Regions from separate parts of the Mus musculus genome. Here regions 1 and 2 are each linked to region 3. Evidence: chromatin loops called from intact Hi-C (ENCODE). Cell type or tissue: gastrocnemius. All regions are shown on one strand. Each heading gives the region's core, and the rest is flanking DNA. Links, peaks and the distances in the headings are about the cores only. Region 1 holds the start of Padi6 (peptidyl arginine deiminase, type VI). Region 2 overlaps Arhgef10l (Rho guanine nucleotide exchange factor (GEF) 10-like). Region 3 holds the start of Gm13025 (a long non-coding RNA gene).

Region 1 (6,634 bases), core at 726-5,725, 66 kb after region 3:
GAAAGACTTGCACTTGTCTGGTGCACACCTGGTTTGAAGGAGACAATACAGGTTAGAAGACTCACCAACCGATGAGGCGACAGGGTTCCAGGACAGCCCCCGATCTGGAGTCTGCATCCATCTTACGGAATTGAGGAGAGTTGTCAGTGAAGCTTGTGGGGGGGGGGGCGGGCGCTAACGTCTTCAGCCTCTCTTACCATCTCGACCCCCAGGACCTCCACGCCTTTGATGGATGTCCCACCCCAACCTCCCGCTCCCCCAAAGCCTCCTTGTGAGGATCACATCTTCATTTTACATACAAGCCTCAGCTTCACAGTCATGGAGTGAGCAGATGCCAGAACCGTAAGACACAACCCCCGCCTACTCAAGGACACCTTCGAAGCTAACAGGGATCTTGCAAGAGGCAGAGAAAGCTGTAAGTCAGTATCCCGAGCTGGGATGGGAGGGCTCTCAGAGACCAAGCCAGATTTCCTTGGGGTCGGTCAGTTCAGCTGAGAGCGCTAACCTCGGACTTCTGGGCACAGGGACTCTGCCCAGACCCTCCCTTCTCATTACCCCTACAGACACCCGCTAAGCCTTACTTGCTGATGTCCAAGGTGATTTCCATGCCTACCATGCAGAGGGCATGGGTGGGATTGACCAGAGACAGGCTGAGTGAGTTCTGAAAAGACATGGCTGGGCTTACCAAGCTAGCCACTGTCAGCAGTCCTTACCCACCAGAGTAATTGCCTAGGACGGTGGGGCTTCCTGGCCTTCCTCTTTAGTAGAGGTAAGGACCACCCCAGCCCGCCCCCTTGTTAAGGGTTCACAGGTGAGCCTGGAGGAGGAGGAAGAGGAGAAGGAGGTAGGGGGAAGGGTGAAGGGAGAGATCCTTCTACTCAGCATCAAAGTTTTAGCAGCTGCTGCCTGTAGACCCTGCAGCCCTAGGAAATTGGAGTCTAACAGCTTGGGGCTCTGCCCTTCCCACTGGTCTGGGTGCTACATCTCAAGATTATGGGGGAGTCTTGGTTCTAGGACAGTAGCTCTCAACCTGTTTTGGCCTCAAGGCTGGGATGGTGGTGGTGTCACACATCAGATATCCTGCATATTATGATTCATAACAGTAGCAAAATCACAGTTATGAGGTAGCAACGAAATAAGCTTATGGTTGGGGGTCACCACCTGTATTAAAGGGTTGCAGCACTAAGAAGGTTGAGGACCACTGTTCTAGGATGTGTGCTTCTTGGCAGCTAGTGGGGGTACTTGGTAAAGTGCTATGCTCACAGAAGTGTCAGGAAGCTATAGCTAGCTCTGCAAATCCCTGATCCTGGCAGGCAATCTGCATCCTTTTCCCGGGTGATAACGATGATAAGCCAGTCAGTCACAGCTGTGTCTCTTGTTAGCATCAGGGCGGGTAGGGTGGGGGATGGGCAGCAGGAGCTGGTGCATGGGCTAGACCTGTGCAGCCTGGCTTACAGCTGTTATCCCTTTAGGCTGACCTCTGACCTTCACATGTGCACTGTGGTGTGAGAACACACACACACACACACACGAAGCAGAAAGGAAATTGTATATCTACTGTGCAGTTCAAAACTGCTAAAATGGGGGGGGTCAGCATTCTCGTGCCCTGTGGAGTCGCTGAGATGACACATACATCTTTGAGGTTCATGGTCTCTTCAGTATTGGCATTCCTAGATCAGACTACAAAGCCACACATGGTAGTCCCTGCCTGTCACCTGTTCAGCACCCACACTGAGGCAGGAGGATTTCTGTGAGTTTGAGACCAGCCTGGGTTTCAGAATGATGCTCTGTTTCAAAAAGCCGCCAAATTCTGTATTGCATTCCATAGTATATGTATGTGTTGTCAGGGGGGAAAAAAAGATCCAGCTGAGGTAGGCTAGCCTGTGATTACCGAGTGACTTCAAGTCTAGATTGGTCAATTTAACAAGACTGTGCCAATGTTCTGAAAAGGGGATAGGTGGGAGCATAGCTCCTTGGTAGAGAACTATCTGCCTCCACGTCCCTGTTATTTGCTCATTAAGAGCCGAGCATGGTGGCTCACGTCTGCAATCCCAGAACTGGGTAGATGGAGGCAGGAGGAACAAGAATAGGGAGCCAGCCTAGGTTAATTAAGGAGATTCTGTATGGAAACTTCATATTTCCCAGAAGACCTTGGTGCAGGGCACAGCCTAGAGAGAGCAGCCTCCATTACTCTCTTTCTCCATTCTACTGGCCTCTCAGAGAAGGAGCTAGCTCCCAGCCGCCTCAGAGGTGCATACCTGCATCCACGCACCCAGGAGGCTCAAGCGGGAAGATGGTTACAAGTCTGAGGGCAGCCTTGGCTAAAAAAGGAGTTTCAGACAGACTAGGGCTTCTAGGAAGACCCTGTCTCAATCAATCAATCAATCAATCAATCAATCAATCAATCAATCAATCCGAAGCTGGAAGAGGCAGAGAGGAGCTCTCTTGGGGGACCTGGAGAGGGAAGGGAACAGCCACCCAGCTACTCAGCTTCCCGCCAAGTAAAATTGCTTTGGTCCCAGTATGAGAAACTGGGTCCCTTCCTGGGGTTTAGGAACACCTGGTCTGTGGAACACCTGGTCTGTGGCATTTACCACGTCTGTCTCAGAGCACTCTTAGGCAGTCTCTGAGGGAGGGGGATGAAGGGAATTTTTGGCTTGATGAGGTTAAAGAAAAGTCAGGACTGGCCAGGTAGCTCAGTGGGTTAAAGACGTTCACCACTGAGCCCGATGTGCAGAGCACGCATGGTGGAAGGAGGAAAGTGAGTCTCACAAGCTGTCCTCTGATCTCCACATGTGCACTGTGGTCTCTCTCTCTCTCTCTCTCTCTCTCTCTCTCTCTCTCTCTCTCTCTCTCTCTCTCTCTCTCTCACAGTAGGGCATGGTGGCCACACTTCTAGTCCCAGTACTTGGGAGGCAAAGGCAAGTAGCATGTGTGACACACCAGCGCCACCCAGTGCATGCCTGTGGCAGTCAAAGGACAGCTTTGTAGAGGCAGGTCTCTCTCCCCACCTTTACTCAGGTCCTGGGGACCAGCCTTGGCTCACCATTGGTTTCATGGCAAGTGCCTTTCCCCACTGAGCCATCTCACTGGCCTGAGGAACGTGTTTCTATTTACTCATTTTAATTAAACGTTAATTAATTGTCTCTGGATCTCACTGTGTAGACCTGTTAGCCTGAACTCAATATATAGACCAGCTTGGTCTTGAATTCACAGAGATCCACCTGCCTCTGTCTCCGGAGGGTGGGAGTTAAGGGTGTGTGTCATCACCTTAGGCTCCAAGGAATTTGTGTGTGTGTGGGGGGGGTTGTTTGTTTGTTTGTTTGTTTGTTTGTTTTTTGAGACAGGGTTTCTCCGTGTAGCCCTGGCTGTCCTGGAACTCACTCTGTAGATTAGGCTGGCCTCGAACTCAGAAATCTGCCTGCCTCTGCCTCCCGAGTTATACCTAAGTACACTGTAGCTGTCTTCAGATGCACCAGAAGAGAGCGTCACAGATAGTTGTGAGCCACCATGTGGTTACTGGGATTTGAACTCAGGAACTTTGGAAGAGCAGTCGGTGCTCTTAACCACTGAGCCATCTCACAAGCCCTTTTTTTTTCTTAAGATTTATTTATTATATGTAAGTACACTGTAGCTGTCTTCAGACACGCCAGAAAAGGGAGTCAGATCTCGTTACAGATGGTTGTGAGCCACCATGTGGTTGCTGGGATTTGAACTCATGACCTGCAGTCAATGCTCTTACCCGCTGAGCCATCTTGCCAGCCGTGGTTTGTTTTTTTTTTTTAATTTTTATTAAATATATATAAAGAGAGAGACACATACGGCAGAGTAAATAAGTCAAAAGAGCTGCCAGCCATAGTTGAAGCTTTTTCACCTCATTGGTGCTTTGAAATTGATTCCAATGTGCTTTGCGGAGGGTGGGGCTGGGGGTGTGGAACTCCGTGGTAAACTAAAGATACAAAACTACATCTTTATTGCAGCATCTCTAAGCAGAGCTGAGCTTGCTATGCAAGGACCATTTGAGGACACACAGAGATGGGACAGGAGCCAGATGTGGGTGAAGCAAACATGTCACAGCAGGGACAGTGGCCACCTCTGTGGAAGCCCAACCATCCCCAGATCTCTTGCTGCACCTCGCTGCGGGGTGGGGGTGGGGGTGGGGAGCAGCCACCTCTGGCCAGGACAGTCCTCGAGGGAGGCTGCCTGGGGTAGTGACTCAGGGCACCATGTGCCACCACTTGAAGGTGAAGGGCTTCCTGCGCACATTGGTGCCACAGTGAACCTCCCCGTTGTACACGTGGTAGGTGTAGAAGTCGTTGATGAAGGTGCAGTGCAGACCCAGCGGCTCCAGGTGGGAACGCACCTCCTCCTCCAGGCAGCAGTGGCCATCGATGATGGGCCCAAAGGGCTTGGGGATGCCCAGGTACTTGCCCAGGACCAGCATGTTCACCTGCGGGAGGGTGGGGCCAGATCAGAGGCAACAGCTGTAGGGTAGGTAGGGCCTACAGGTCTCTGGACTAAGACTGGTTCTTTTTCCCTTTTGCATCTCTCTTTCCCCCTCCCTCCCTCTCTCTCCTGCCCTTCCTCCCCTTTTTCTCTCTTCCCTTCATTCCTTTTCCCCTCACTCCTTCTCCCCCTCCCCTCCTTCTCTTTCTCCCCTTCCCTTCCCCTCCTTTCCCCTTCCCTTTCCCCCTCCCTTTCCCCCTCCCTCTCCTCCTATTCCCTCTCCCCTCCCCTCCCCCTCCCTCCTCCTGCCCCTCTCCTCACTCCTTCTCCCCCTCCTCTCCTCCTCCCCACAGTGTTTTTGTGTGTGCCTTGCGGGGTGGGTGCACCCAGAGCCTCTTGTGTGCTCTTCAGTGTATTCCTTTGAGGCCAGGTCTCTCTCCCTGGACTTGCCTGCAAGCCTCTGTCTCTGTGTCCCTCAGAGCAGGGATTTACAGGCATGTGGGTGGCACATGTGGGTGACACCCAGCTTGTTACTGTGGTGCTGGAATCTGAACTCTGGCCGTCAGAGTTCCATAGCAAGTGCTCTTAGCCACTAAGCCACCCGGCTGTACCCCACCCTCGAGTTTTCCGTTTATTTTTGTCTGCGTCTGCCAGGTGCGTGCAGGTGTCTCAAGGAATCCAGGAGACACCTAGATCCTCTAGGCTGAGGTTGTGGGCGGTTGGAGGGCCATTCAATGTGAGTGCTAGGAATCGAACTGGGGTCCTTGAGAGGAGCATCAAGGACTCTGACTGCTTAGCCATCCCTCCAGCCCGCACAGCTCTTTTTGGTGACTTGGTCTCTTGTAGCCAAGGCTGACTCTGAACCCCAGACTCTTCTGCCTTCACCTCTCATGTGGTGGACACACTGTACACTGCGTGTGTGCCTCTAACAAGTGTCCTGTGGGTAAAGGGCCACGAGCTGTTTGAGCTCACTTAGAACGCATCACAGTGAACTGTGATCCCTGGGCCTCGGGCACTATGTTCAGGGAGAGAGGGAGACCGGTTTCCCTACTCAATGGAGTCTTCTGTCATAGCTCAATACATGGAGGAGGAGACACCTCAATGGCTAGAGTGGAGCTGCTGCCTTGGAACCCCAGAGCTCCAGGGAGCCCGGTTTGGAAACGACTGTGCCAAGAAACATCACCAGCTCCTTAGATCTAGGTAATTCTCCACCCAGTACTCAGGTGTCCTTTGGAGGAGGCTGGTAAAAAAGGCAGGGGGAGGTAGGAAGACACGTGGCAGTCACAGTTAAGTAACAAAGGTCAAATCTGGCCCTGCTCTGGGTCCTGTTTCACAGGGGCCCCCTTCCTGGCAGCGAATGCCACCGCAGAACACTTTGTCTATGGCCCGTGTCTGCTGGTCCCCTTAACGCAGTATGGGAGACAAGAAGCAGCAGGGTAGAGCTGGTTTTGAAACCAGACCCTGGCTTTGCCATCCCTTGCCTGCTGTGTGTTTTTGTGTTAGACACCTAATTTCTCTGAGCCTGCCTCTGGAAGGCAAAGCCACGAGAGAGGGCACTCCTGACATTGTGTGAGGCTCAGAAGAGGCTCTGGGTGCCGAGAGGGCTATGTGAGCCTCAAAGGGCGCACGGAAGTGCCACCTGGACCTGCCTTATGCCTGGCCAGGCTGTGTCCTGCAGTTTAGGAGGTCATTTGAGTCAGAGGGAGTCAGGCGGTGGCTGTCACCTCCTTACCATGTTTGGGAAGAAGGCCTGGGCCTTAGAGTTCCCTCTGGAGTTCCCCGCGAGCTTGAAGAGCTGCGGAATGTCGATGATGTCACCCTCTGCCAGGCCCAGCTCCCGCTTCAGCACCGCCCGGTTCCAGTCGATACAGCTCTGGTAGGGAGGCCAAGGGGGTGCGTTAGGGGAGGAGACAGTGTGGGATAGCAGCAGGGATCGGTAAGAACTGGGGGTTCAGGATCTCAGGGACCTCACAAGCTCCCCTCCTGTGCTCTGCCTGGGCTTCTGACCCTGGGCTGGTAGCCAGTGCTGTTGTGAGCAGCCCTGAGAGCCCCGCCCTACCCCATGCACCCGCTGCAGCGTCTCCAGGACACCCAGGCTGCGTACCTCCACATAGGCATTCTGGTCTCTTAATTTCTTGTTGGACAGAATTTCATTGATTGTCTGCCTTTTCCCTGTGGTGGAGAAAGA
Region 2 (6,634 bases), core at 595-5,594, 120 kb before region 3:
TGGGAGAGGATAGACAACGGTTGCTCCAGATGGAGGGGCGGGCTCTGCCAGGACATAAGGGACAAGTGACGGCTGTGGGGGCGAGCTTCCTGGTGGTTAATACCATGGAGACTGTCATCAGGTGAAACCAACCCCTTACTGACTGTCATTTTGGCTGGGCCTTCGTCTCCTGTGAAATGCCGTTCTAACCACTATTATAAGAAGTAAAGCTAACACGAAAAGAATGCAGTGGGCAAGTAAGAGGGTATGAGTGTCACAGAGCATGCCAGGATGAGGGCAGTCCCACCAAAGCAGCCCTTTGGCCTGGTGGCGTCGGGCACAGTCCAAAGTCAAGACTTCAACAGATGAGGTTGCTAGTATCCACTATCACAAAATAATGGAATTTTCCACCCCGTGACCCATGCTGGTCATTCTCACACAGACCTCGTTCGTTCCGCGGAAAAGCTAGCTCACAGAACAAGAACAAATGGCTTGGCCCCCTGGGTCTCTAAGCTGGACTGAGACACTGGGCATGCCTTTCCAGCTGTGACAACTCTACCTAGACACTGGTTCTCCCAGGCTAGGCAGGGCCTCCACAGCTACCACACGCCGGGTCCACTCACCTGCAGACTGAGGGTCCGGGAGGAGAAAGCGGGGACGCAGCAGGCCAGGATGGGGCACCAGAACGGGGCTTTGCTTTTCTTGTCCTCATCGGGACACAGCCATCCTGGCTGGTTCTCCTCCCCTGCAGCAAGAGGAAATGGGTATATGAAACTAGTCAGGGTGTGAGCCCTAGCAATAGCGACTGGCCCTCAGCCCTGGGAGTCATCGCAGACCCCAGCAGGCTAGGTCCCACAGTGACCTCATTGCTCTGATCAGTCCCCCACCCCACATGCTGCTTGGTCGGAAATGAAGCTGAGCATCGGGCTATGAACTGGTCTATGGACCACGGGCAGAGGATCTGGGAAACCCAAGGGCAGAGTCCCAGCCTGACCCTACCATGGATCAACCTGTGCAGACATTCCAACCCCCTGAGTCTCAATTCCTTTGCCAGTGAAAGGGTGAGTGGGCTGGGGAGACGGTCAGTAGGTAAAGCGCTCACTGTGCAAGCATGAGGGGCTGAGTTCAAATCTTCAGCACCCCTGTGATAGTGAGTACCTGTAACCCCGGTGACAGCAGGTATAGACAGACAGACCTTAGGGGCTCAATGGCCATCTGGTCTAGCCGTGAGCGGGGTGGGGATGAGATTTAAGGCTAGATCTAGATGTATGTTGTGGCTCCATCTATGGAGCATTTGCCTAGCATGCAAGAGTTCCTGGGTTCTATCCCCAGCATGGAACGAATCAGGTGTGGTGCACACACCCATAGTCCAGCCCTCAGAAGTGGAGGCAGGAGCATCAGAAGTTCAAGGTCACCCTCAGCTCCACAGCGAGTTCCAGGCCGGGACTGGACCAGGTGAGACCTGTCCACTGAGTGGAATGGGAGCCTTTGGAGAAGGCTAAGCAAAGGTTCCTGTGTCCAAGAACTGAGTCAGACGCTGTGGCTTTGGACTTAACAGTTGCTGGTACGGGCAGATCCACACCAGCAGACAGTGCTTTCTCATTTGATGGGGAGGCTCTGCTCAAAGGCAGCCTCCTCTGAGACGCCCTTCCCGACCACTCTGGCTATGACAGCCCCTCTGAATGTCACCGAAGCCTGTCCTGTTTCCCTTGGTGTCTGTATGCCCGTCTGAATCAGTGTCAGCTACAGACACAGTTGTGACTTGTCACCACAGGTCCTTCGGTCGTAAGCTGTGAGCCGGGGTCTGGGTTACGACATACACCACTAACCCTGCAGCAGCGTCCGGCATAGACTAAGAGTTCAGAACACACAGGCTCAAAGAATGAATGGCAAGGGGACTGGAGAGATGGCTCAGAGTCTGAGAGCCCTGGCTGCTCTTCCAGAGGACCCAGGTTTGATTCTCAGGACCCACAGATGGCTCACAACTGTCTATAACTCCAGGCCCAAGGGATCCAAACAAGGCACAAACATGAACAGACATTTCACGCAGACAAATACTAATATACATAAAAAAATTTTAATATTTTCATGAATGAATGAGAGGAAGGGGCAGAAAGAAACTAATATCAGCCCCAGAAATTCTGCCTACTAAGAAGCCTTCCTTTCTTATACACCAGACCACAGCAGCCAGTGTGACACGTGTGTGTGTGTGTGTGTGTGTGTGTGTGTGTGTGTGTGTGTGCCCCTGTATCAGGAAGCACCAAGGTGTGATGGTTAACACCGAGTGCAACTTAACAGTCTCTTAAATCACCATGGAGACAAATCTGTGAGGGAGTTTCTAGCCTGGGTTAACTGAGGAGGGAAGGCCCACCCTGAACGTGGGCGGCACCATCCCCTAGGCTGGGGTCCTGGGCTGAACAGAAAGGAGACAGTGAGCTGAGCTCCAGCATCCACCTCTCTATGCTTCCTGGCTGCAGATGTGATGTGACCGGCTGCCTCAAGGCCCTGCCTTCACGCCTTCCTTTCCTTCCATGGTGGAATGTACCCCTAAACCTATGATCCCCCCTAAAAACAAAAACAAAAAACCTGGCCAGCATTCACAGTAATAAAATGTGGATAAAGTGCTCATCACCATAGAGGTGACACTGAGGGACTAGGAAGCAAAACTAGGTCCTGACTGGCATGAGGCAGGACCCACATGGGGACTTGGGGCTTCTAGGCTCCAATAACCAAGTTCTTCACACTAAATCTACAAGAACACAAGGCCACACCCCTCCAACATGGCCACACACCCCTCAATACGGCCACACCTACAGGGACACACTTACTCCAACAAGACCTCGCCTGCTCTAACAAGGCCACACCTACTTCAATAAGGCCACGCCTACTCTAACAAGGCCACTCTGAGTCCCAGTGTGCTGTCACAGACCAATGCTAGCTCTGTCCGAAGATGCCAACCTTCAGGGAGCCTACAACTCTGGGGTCATGAAGAGGTCATCAACTGTTGGGACAACAGCCTCCCTAAGGCCCACACTCCTCCTTGGTGGAAAACAGGAAGGCACACTTCTTTTGGATGTGTGACCGGCCCTCCACCCAGCCTCCAGAGCCAGTCCTCCACAGAACCCCATTGCTCCCTATTTGAAAATACCAGTGGTGTCCTGGTTGGCTTGGAGTAAGCCCTAGACTCTTCTAGAAGAGCCACAAGGACCACCCTCCCTCCCAGCCGCATCTCCTGATCACCAGGCTCCACAATTGTCAGCAGTTTCAGCACGCAGCTCTTGATGTCCCTTTACGGGGAACGCTGCCCTGCTACCCCAGCCCGTTCTGCAGGGGGCTCCTCTCCTAACCACATCCCCATTCTCCCTTCTCAACAGTCCCAACCCACCAGAACTGTCACATCCCTCATTACTGCAAGTGTCTCCAGATTGGGGCGACTCAATTTAAGTCCATCCACTTTGCCATGGTGAGAAAGCCGGAGACTAGCCTTGGATTCTGAGCATTGATCTTCCCTGGACTGGCACTAGGTGGCGCCATCTCTCAAGATGCTAGACAGCCAGCCCCAGGTCACCCACCTCAGCACACCAGGCATTTCTGGAGGTTGCCTTTTTGGATCTTGTCACATTTCCCAACCCCCACCTGTGTATGGTTCCCATGCGTGCATGTATGTACGTGTGTCCATGCATCCAAACTTGGTTTGTCCTCATTTCTAAAGATGGCACCCGGGATATTGGGCATGCCCAGGCAAGCATTACAGCCGAGCTCTATCCCAGCTATTTATATACATGGCCTACACACACTTGATTAAGCACACACTTCGATCCTGGGCTAATGGAAATGACCCGGACGTGCTAAAGGTCGGCTGGGCTAAGCTGTGCTGTGTGGGAGGTTAGAGGTTAAATGTGGTTTTCCCTTCAGATGAGCCTATGAGGCACAAGGCATTATAACTGAAGGAACGGGGTTGGCTCTGCTCCTCCACGGGCTTCTCCATTCTGGTGTGCATGCGATGTGGAAGCAGGAGGCTCTCTACCGTGCCGCTGGTCCATGGAGGCCAAAACTATCTATCCATGTGCTTTCTATGCAAACACAACAGTAGCAGCTTTTACGAAAGGCCAAAGAGAAAGGCTGGCCTGTGTAATGATGAACCACTCCTGAGAGAGACCCAGCCCAAACGCCAGCTGGGTCACAGAGACTGGAGTGGTCACATGGGTGACCACCACACTGGAGAAGCTGTAGGCTCCCTATAATGCACAAAGGCTGGCCGGGGACCCCGATGGCTCCCATCCCTGTCTGAAGCCCTCAGCAGTGACAGCATTTCCTAATGGGCCCCAGAAGTGGCCCTTCACACTCTGGGCCCTGGAAACTGTCCCATAAAACCTATATCCCTGTCACGGGAAAGAGGGGAAAAAGCCAGCATGTGAGAGATGTGTCAGGCCAAGCACGACTTCCGCACATGCATACAAGTCGCCCCATCGGGGAACCGCAGTAAAGAAAGTAAGCCATTGGGCTGGATGCACAGTACGCTCAGGCCACGGTGGGAAAAGGCCTGCCCTGCTACCTCTCAGTTAAGGCCCAGCAGTAAATAAACACAACCCAATTTAAGATGCTATCCCTGCCCAGGGAACACTCACAGCCAAAGTCACCATGCCACGCAGGAGACCTGTGACGCTCACCCACCTGACAGCCAGATAGGTGAACGCACAGCACCCACCCCCACAGCTCCCCCCAGCTCCTCCCTCTGTCCCCCTGTTCCCCCCCAGCCTATCAGACCCTGGCATTTCATCACCATATATATTTTTAACGATCTGACCTTCTCCCTCCAGATGGTGCCTTTCTTGTGTGCAACTGAGATTGCTAAATGAAAATGGAGTTGTGGGCTCCCCATCTGTCGCTGCCATTGTCCCTGTCACAAAACCAGAGCGGCTGAGACCCGATGAGGAGGCTGTGGCCACTGAACATGGAAAGTCTACCTGGGGTAGGTGACATTCAGGTGACGCACCAACGGCACAGTGGTGATTTCGACTGACACTAAGTGGAGGCTTATTTAGGGCCGTGTTTGGCAACGCTCATGGTACTCAAGAGCCATTGTGGCACAGGAGGGAGCTCTAGGGATGGAAGCCTTCCCCCTCCCCCCTTACCCCCTCCCCCAGCCTAGGAAGCATCTCCTCAAACCTACTAGAAGCACCCTAGGCACCACCTACCCCAGCCTTCAACACACTGTGTGACAATGAGCTTGTTGCCCCATCTAGAAATCAGGGGACCAAATTCCAGTCATTTGGAGTTGTTGGGGGGAGCCTAGAAAGACCATCAGTGAGGTCTTAACAATTTGAGGAGAGGCTGAGCCACCTCTAGCCCTGCTGTGTGCTCGGCCTCCAGGGTGAGGTCCTCACCATCACGGACCTCTGGTCTCAAAATTCCCACATCCGCGGCCATCTTCAGGGCCTCCTCATCAGCCGGCCTGATACAGGGAGACACTACTAGTCACAGCCAGTCAGGGAGATGCTACCAGTCACAGCCACCAGTCACAGCCAGTCAGGGAGATGTCACCAGTCACAGCCAGTCACCAGGCCAAGCATCCTTCCCCTAAGCCACCCCACCCTGAAACGCTCAATGCTATCCATGGAAGCCAGCTGAAGGCCACAGCTTCCCAGTTGGAGTGTAGGGCTTCGTACCCCTTCCCAGAGAAGAGGGCCACCATATTCAGGAAAAGCTTAGAGCAGTGGTTCTCAACCTGTGGGTCTCAACCCCTTTGAGGAGCGAATGATCTTTTCACAGGGGTCAGCTAAGACCAACGGAAGACAAGATATTTATATTACGATTCATAACCGTGGCAAAATTATAGTTATGGGGAAGCAGCTGAAATGATTTGATGGTTAGGGGCCACCGCAACCCGAGGAACTGCACTGAAGGGTCACGGTACCGGGAAGGTTGGGGTTCTCCTCAGTTCTGCTACACCCCAGTTCTCAAGACTCTCCTGACCCTCACTCACATCCCCAGGCCCCAGGAGAACCATTGGCTTAGGGGGTCCTAGCACAGGGAAGGTTTGCAGAGTTAATGAGATTTAGACCTAGGACACAGTCAGGCTTCCCAGGGCGAAGGTTGCAGGCCTGCATCAGTACTGAGTAGACATGAAGACAGAGAGCTGAAGGCTACACCAGAGAGGAGACACGGGGAGACTCCCAGGTTGTGTGCAGCCTCCTGCCTGAAGCCCCTGAGGCTCCTCCTAGTGTGGGTGTGACAAGGGCCTGCCACACCCAGGCCTTCTCTGGAGAGCAGTCAGGGAAAGGTTCTGGGGCCTGGGGATATGAGGGTCGGGGAGCAGAGTTTTAAGAACTGGGGTGGGGGGTGGCAGCAGAATTCTGAGAGCCCCGACCTTTCCTTCCTTCTCTGGAGCCCTCTGTGTGTACCCATAACCAAGCCTCTATGTATAGAGGCTAGCAGCTGTGATGGGTGGGGCAGAGTCTGGCCCAGCTCTGCACTGCCATGGGAGGCTGAAACTCCTGGGTGCAGGGCTGCCACACACACCCAACGCCCCAGTTCCCTGCACTCCCTGTGGCCTGAAACACCCACATGGTCCCTACTCTCTGATTCCCCCCGAGCTGGGTGCTAACAGCTGGCAGGACAAAGCAGCCTAGAAGCCTTGGAACTATGGACCAGT
Region 3 (6,634 bases), core at 947-5,946:
GCTTGCTCAGCCTGCTTTCTTATAGAACTCAGGACCACCAGCCCAGGGATGGCCCCACCACAGTGGGCTGATGCGTCCTTACTTACAGGCTTCCCTACTGCCCAATCTTATGGAGGCATTTCCTCAGTTGAGGCTCCCTCCCTTCTGATGGCTAGCTTGTGTCAAATTGATGTAACACTAACCAGCACACAGAAGCAGAAGGGTCTTCAAAAAGTTCAGGGTCAGCTTGTTCTATAGTAAGTTCCAGAGCAGCCACAACCAGGTAGTGAGATTGTGTCTAAATTATAAAATAAAATTTCTATTTTGTTTCTTTTTATTATTGTTGTTGGTGGTTGATTGGTTTGTGCAGCTCCTGCCTTCTGAGGGTTAGGATTGTGTCTAAATTATAAAATAAAATTTCTATTTTGTTTCTTTTTATTATTGTTGTTGGTGGTTGATTGGTTTTTGCAGCTCCTGCCTTCTGAGGGTTAGGATTAAAGGTAAGCACTACCACTGCCCAGGTTCAATTTTATTTCTTTCCAAAGATTTGCTTTTTTTTTTTTTTTCTTCAGGAGACAGAGGCATCTCTGAGTTTAAGGCCAGCCTGGTCTACAGTGTGCATTCCAGGACTGCCAGGGCTTCACAGAGAAACCCTGTCTCGAAAACATAACAATAACATACACACACAACCAACAACAAGATATATGTACTTGTTTTTATTTTATGCATCTGAGTGCTTTACTTGCAAGTACATATATGTACTACATGGATGCCTGGTGCCCTCAGAGCCAAAAGAGGGTGTTGTATCCTCCGGAATTGGAGTACAGATTGGTGTGAGCTGTCACCTAAATGCTAGGAATAGAACTGAGATCCTCTGGAAACCCAGAGTGTTCTTAACCTCTGAGCCATCTCTCAGGACCCTAAAACACACACACATGCACGCGCACACGCGCGCGCGCGCACACACACACACACACAAAACGGGACCTCACAATGTAGTCCTGGCTGATCTGGAATTGCTATGTAGACCAGGCTGGCCTTGAACTCACAGAGATCTGATGGCTTCTGCCTCCCTGGTGCTGGGGTTAAAGGTGTGTGCCCTGATGCCTTATATCTAACAACAATGCATAAAACAAAAAGTCTAATTAATAACAAAGCAAAGGCTGTTGATGAACCTCAGTTGCAGGGTGTTTAACCTAGCTGGCGTGAGGCCTGCATGTGATCCCCAGTATGTAAGTGTTGCAGGGATTTCCCTGCCCAATTACATTAGTGCAGAGGAAGCCTGTGATTGGACAGGGAAAGGGAGGCAGAGATAAGAGTGGCAGAGACAGAGAGCATCTCAGGGGAGAGAGGAGGGAGGATGGAGGTGGACGTGAACCCGCCACAGTTATTATATCATAATTGGGATAAAGCTTTTAGCATTATCAACTCGCTCTGAAATGATTGCATTGGCATCTTGTAAACTGTGACTTGATTGACACATAAATCTGATTGATTAACTATAAGCTTTAAGAGTTTTAATTCTCGGGGCGTGGTGGCACACGCCTTTGATCCCAGCACTTGGGAGGCAGAGGCAGGCGGATTTCTGAGTTCAAGGCCAGCCTGGTCTACAAAGTGAGTTCCAGGACAGCCAGGGCTGTACAGAGAAACCCTGTCTCGAAAGAAAAATAAAGTTTTAATTCAGGCTGGAGAGATGGCTCAGCGGTTAAGAGCACTGACTGTTCTTCCAAAGGTCCTGAGTTCAAATCCCAGCAACCACATGGTGGCTCACAACCATCTGTAATGGGATCAGATGCCCTCTTCTTGTGTGTCTGAAGACAGCTACAGTGTACTTACATATAATAAATTATTCTTTTAAAGATTTATTTATTATTGTACATGAGTTCACTGTAGCTGACTTCAGACACACCAGAAGAGGGCGTCAAATCTCATTATGGGTGGTTGTGAGCCACCATGTGGTTGCTGGGATTTGAACTCAGGACCTTCAGTAGAGCAGTCAGTGCTCTTACCTGCTGAGCCATCTCTCCAGCTCCCAATAAATAAATTAAAAAAAAAAAGTTTTAATTCTACTGGGTAATTGGGTGTTGTGATGGCTGACCGTGGGGTGCGTGGGCATTGTGTGGTAGCGAGAGAAACTCAGGAGTCCCTGCCGAAGAGTTGGAGAGTTGAGAGAAGCAGGAGATTGGAGAGTTGGCAGGTTCATTTTTAATATTTCCCGCAACATGTAAGTAAGGGGGTTGGAGCATGGGGGTGCACACCTTTAGTCCCAGCACTGGGAAGCAGAGGCAGGTGGATCTCTGTGAGTTTGAGGCCAGCCTGGTCTACAGAGCAAGTTCTAGGACAGCCAGGGCTACATAGCAAGTCAGAAGAAAGAGGAGAAGAGGAAGAAGGGAGGAAAAAGGAAGGGAGGGAGGAAGGGAGGGAGGGAAGGAGGGAGGGAGGGAGGGAGAGAGGGAGGGAGGGAGGGAGGGAGGGAGGGAGGGAGGGAGGGAGAGGTTCTCTCCTGGATGGAGCAAACCAAACCAGCCCACAGAAGTGGGGTGTGAGCAGGTGTGGGAGGGTGCACCCCTAATCCTAGCAGTTTTGGGATGAAGGCCACAAGTCCAGTGGTCCAGTATCTGCTATCTTCTACCTATAGCATCCAGATACACAGCAGACACTGATCTTCAGCCAGTCTCAGCTACATAAAGTTCAAGGCCAGCCTGAGCTACATTGGACTCCATCTCAATTAAAAAAAAATGGCACAGGTATCACCATCCTCCGAATATGGATGGATGGATGGATGGATGATGAACGGATAGACAGATGGACGATGGATAGATGGATGGATGGAAAGCCAGGTCCCTGTTATACACCTTTCGTTCCTTCTGACCTGCAGGTGAGACTTTCCCAGGGTCCACTGTCAGCTTCAGGCCTGGGTGTGATGATGCAAGCCTGTAATCCCAGCATCGGGAGGGAGAGGGAAGATCAGAGGTACCAGGCCATCCTCGGCTACATAGCACATTCAAGGCCAGCCTGTGCTACATGAGGCACTGTGCTAGCCTGGTCCATCCTAGCCTTAATAAATACAAGAGTCAGAGGGGAAGACACAAAACCCCAGATGGGATGTCCTGAGCCCAGGTCCCCGGGTTCTTCACAGCCTGACCTGATACTGAAGGAGAAGAGAGGACTCACCTGGGCCCTCTCCCACTCCAGCAGGACCGGTCTGTGCAAAAGCGTGGGGCTCCAGTGCCCCCTGCTGGCGGCAGTGAGAACAAGGCCAAGAGGACTTCCCTTCTTTCCTCTGTGCTTTGGGGGTGAGGGTGAGGGGTCTGCCTGAGATGCTAAAAAACCCCAGCAGCATCTTAGCCTTGAAAATCTCGTGCTCTCTTCAGAGGAAATCAACCATTTCTGAAAGGATCCCCAGAACAGAGCCAAGGGAACTCACCTAGCCTAGTCTGTCCAGCCCAGGAAGCCTTCCTGGAGGAGGTGATCTGCATTGGGTGACAGACAGTATGAGTCAAGGACTTAGTCCTCTGGGTCCCAAATAATAATTTATGTCTATTTGGCCAGGACCATTGAACAGACCACACTTTCATGAAGCTGAAGGGGACAGAACATGTTGGCCTGTGCCTTTAATCCCAGCATTCAAAAGGCAGAGGCAGGTGGATATCTGTGAGTTCCAGGCTGTTTTAGGGGTGGGGATGGGGAGGCAAGCAGTAGGCATGCGTGGTAGCTCATACCCATCATCTCAGTACAGGAAAGATGGAGCCAGGAAGATCATGATTGCAAGGCCAACCTGAGCTACAGAGTGAGACCACCAGAAAGAGGAAGAAACGTCCCGTTGGTAGGACTTGAGGAGCCACGGTTTCCCTTTCCCTCCTGTTCCGGGTTTGTGGTAAGAGAGCCAAAAGATGTCGATGCACCATGTCTGGTGAGCAGCAGAGGGAGACAGAGAGCCAGGGAAAGCTGAGCTGGAAGGATGAGTGAGCCAGGAAGGAAGCCAAAAAGGGGTGGGGTGGGGGTGGGTGTTACCAGGGAGGGAGGGGGAGGGGTGAGGAGGGGCGAGGCGGGGCGGGCCGGGGGCGGGGGCCGACACTGAGAATGAAAAAATATGGAACCCAGGAGGTGACAGCGCACACTATTAATCCCAGCACTAGGGAGGCAAAGGCAGGCGGAATCTCAGAGGCCAGCCTGGTCTACGGAGATTTCCAGGACAGACAGGGCTACACAGAGAAACTGTCTAGGAAAAAGAAAAAAAGAGCCGGGCAGTGCACTTGGGAGGCAGAGGCAGGCGGATTTCTGACTTTGAGGCCAGCCTGGTCTACAGAGTGAGTTCCAAGATAGCCAGGGCTACACAGAGAAACCGTCTCAAAAACAAAAAAACAAAACAAACAAACAAAAAAGCTGGGCGTGAAGCCGGGCGTGGTAGCGCACGCCTTTAATCCCAGCACCCGGGAGGCAGAGGCAGGCAGATTTATGAGTTTGAGGCCAGCCTGGTCTACAGAGTTCCAGGATAGCCAGAGCTATACAGAGAGACCCTGTCTCAAAAAAAAAAAAAAAAAAAAAAAAAAGCTGGGCGTGGTGGCACATGCCTTTAATCCCAGCATTCGGGAGGCAGAGGCAGGCGGATTTCTGAGTTCGAGGTCAGCCTGGTCTACAGAGTGAGTTCCAGGACAGCCAGGGCTATAAAGAGAAACCCTGTCTTGGAAAAAAAAAAAAGTAAAAAAGTAAAGAAAAGAAAATACACAACCCAAAACAGAATTGTAGGGACTGAAAAAATGGCTCAAAGGGGTGGCTCACAACCACCTGTAAACCCAGTCCCAGAATCCAACAGGCAAGCATGTACAGTACACACACACACACACACACACACACACACACACACACAGTAGCTGAAAATGACCTTGAACTTCCTCTCTCCACTTCCCAGGCTGGGGTGGCAGGGTGCACCTCCATGCCTAGTTTGTAGGGCGCTGGGGCTTCATGCTTCAACAGCAGACACTCGACCAGCTAAACTACATCTCCAGTCCTGCTTCCTGCCTTTAATGGTGTGGGGGAGTCCAGGTCTTCAAGCGCTAAGCAAACCAAGCCACCACTGTGCCTCAGCCCAGCCCTGGCTTAGCAGCCTTTATTAAAGGTCTTTAGATGTTATAAAATCGTTTTGTGGAATTATTCTAGGATTCCAACGCACATAGTAGGTGCTCTGGTGTGTTAGACTGTCAAAGCCACGTCTATAAAAAGGGAAACAATATGCTTGGAATTCCAGGGGACTCTGACGTGATCATGAAGGAAGGAGTGTCTTTAGCTGTCAGTGTGATCGCCTGCCTGAGAATTTAGCTAGAAAACATTTCTCCTGCACATCCAGGCCAGGAAAGAGCTCACTTGAGAGGAGTGGAATAGAGTCCATCTTTAGCCTGGCCACTTGGCGGCCGTTTGATTAGTCCAAGTCAACAGACCGCTGTAATTTTTACTTCTTTATTTTGATTTTTATGTATACAGGCATTTTGCCTGCATGTATGGCTGTATACCATATCTATGCCTGGTGCCCAAGGAAGCCAGATGAGGGCATCAGATCCCCTGAGACTGGAGTTACAGATGGTTGTGAGCTACCATGTGGGTGTTGGGAATGAACGGGAGTGCTCTGGAAGAATAAGTGCCCTTAACCACAGACCTACTTCTCCAGGACCTGCCATTTTTACTTAACATCTCTTAAGCCTTCTTCTTCCTCTTCATGGGTATTTATTTAATCTCACTGGTTTTGTTGTTGTTGTTGTTTTGGTTTCTCTTTTCTTTTTTTTTTTTTTTTTTTTTTTTTTTTTTTTTGGTTTTTCAAGGCAGGGTTTCTCTGTGTAGCCCTGGCTGTCCAGGAACTCACTTTGTAGACCAGGCTGGCCTTGAACTCAGAAATCCGCCTGCCTCTGCCTCCCAAGTGCTGGGATTCTCAAAGGCGTGCGTCACCACGCCCGGCAGGTTTTTGTTTTTTTAACATTTATTTTAATAGCCAGCCTTGGTGGCACACATCTTTAATCCCAGTCCTTGGGGAAGCAGAGACAGGCGGATCTCTGTGAGCTTGAGGACAGCCTGCTCTAGAGATTGAGTTCCAGGACAGCCAGGGCTACACATAAACCCTGCCTCAAAAAACAGACAAAACTACACACACACACACACACACACACACACACATATACACACACACACACACACACATAAAAATCAAACTTTTTAAGAATATCTGAAGCAAGTCAACCAAAAAGAAAAGGCCATTAAAGGAACCGCCCGCCCCAAAGTTTCTCCCAATGTTTTGATTGCGTGCTTTCTAGATGTAGACAAAGATGGTCTTTAGCAATTCAAAATAACAAGACTATGTGGCACAACCCTGGAACCTCGCTTTCCCAGAAAGCCCTTAGGAGATTTCTGCAACAATCCAGCTGGGCATCTATCACAAAAGTGAAGACAGGCCAGGAGTGGTGGCACACGCCTTTAATCCCAGCACTTGGGAGGCAGAGGCAGGTGGATTTCTGAGTTCGAGGCCAGCCTGGTCTACAGAGTGAGTTCCAGGACAGCCAGGGTGACACAGAGAAACCCTGTCTCGAAAAAAACGAAAAGAACCAAAAAAACAAAAAAACAAACAAACAAAAAAAGAGTGAGAAGACAGACACCGTTCCTAGGGCTG

Evidence for each region. A loop is a pair of places that touch in the nucleus more often than their neighbours do. Peaks named below come from ENCODE experiments on the same cell type or tissue, not always from the same donor. Only the 100,000 strongest peaks of a DNase experiment are listed, where the experiment ranks them.
Region 1: a loop joins it to region 3, with 8 times the contacts of the local background. A loop is called at or near these places in 6 of 42 quality-filtered maps.
Region 2: a loop joins it to region 3, with 6 times the contacts of the local background. A loop is called at or near these places in 24 of 42 quality-filtered maps.

What each region holds. Positions count from the first base shown.
Region 1 is chr4:140,741,908-140,748,541 of GRCm38, forward strand. It overlaps Padi6 (peptidyl arginine deiminase, type VI), which reads right to left and starts at 736. Exons shown (of 16, transcript NM_153106.2): 1 at 582-736; 2 at 1-28. The coding sequence starts at 673. Padi4 (peptidyl arginine deiminase, type IV) reads right to left here. Exons shown (of 16, transcript NM_011061.2): 14 at 6,551-6,618; 15 at 6,179-6,319; 16 at 3,601-4,450. The coding sequence ends at 4,217. In gastrocnemius, for the core only: a CTCF peak has its summit at 2,960; a DNase peak (open chromatin) is centred at 2,954.
Region 2 is chr4:140,551,926-140,558,559 of GRCm38, forward strand. Arhgef10l (Rho guanine nucleotide exchange factor (GEF) 10-like) reads right to left here. Exons shown (of 29, transcript NM_001290803.1): 22 at 603-724. Among named protein-coding and RNA genes, the nearest start is that of Gm42335, 50 kb to the right of the region's middle. In gastrocnemius, for the core only: a CTCF peak has its summit at 3,508 (motif pointing right); a DNase peak (open chromatin) is centred at 3,511.
Region 3 is chr4:140,676,047-140,682,680 of GRCm38, forward strand. Gm13025 (a long non-coding RNA gene) reads left to right here and starts at 3,699. Exons shown (of 3, transcript XR_001784551.2): 1 at 3,699-3,856. In gastrocnemius, for the core only: CTCF peaks have their summits at 3,223 (motif pointing left) and 3,880 (motif pointing right); DNase peaks (open chromatin) are centred at 3,196 and 3,911; H3K4me3 peaks cover 554 bases; H3K27ac peaks cover 294 bases.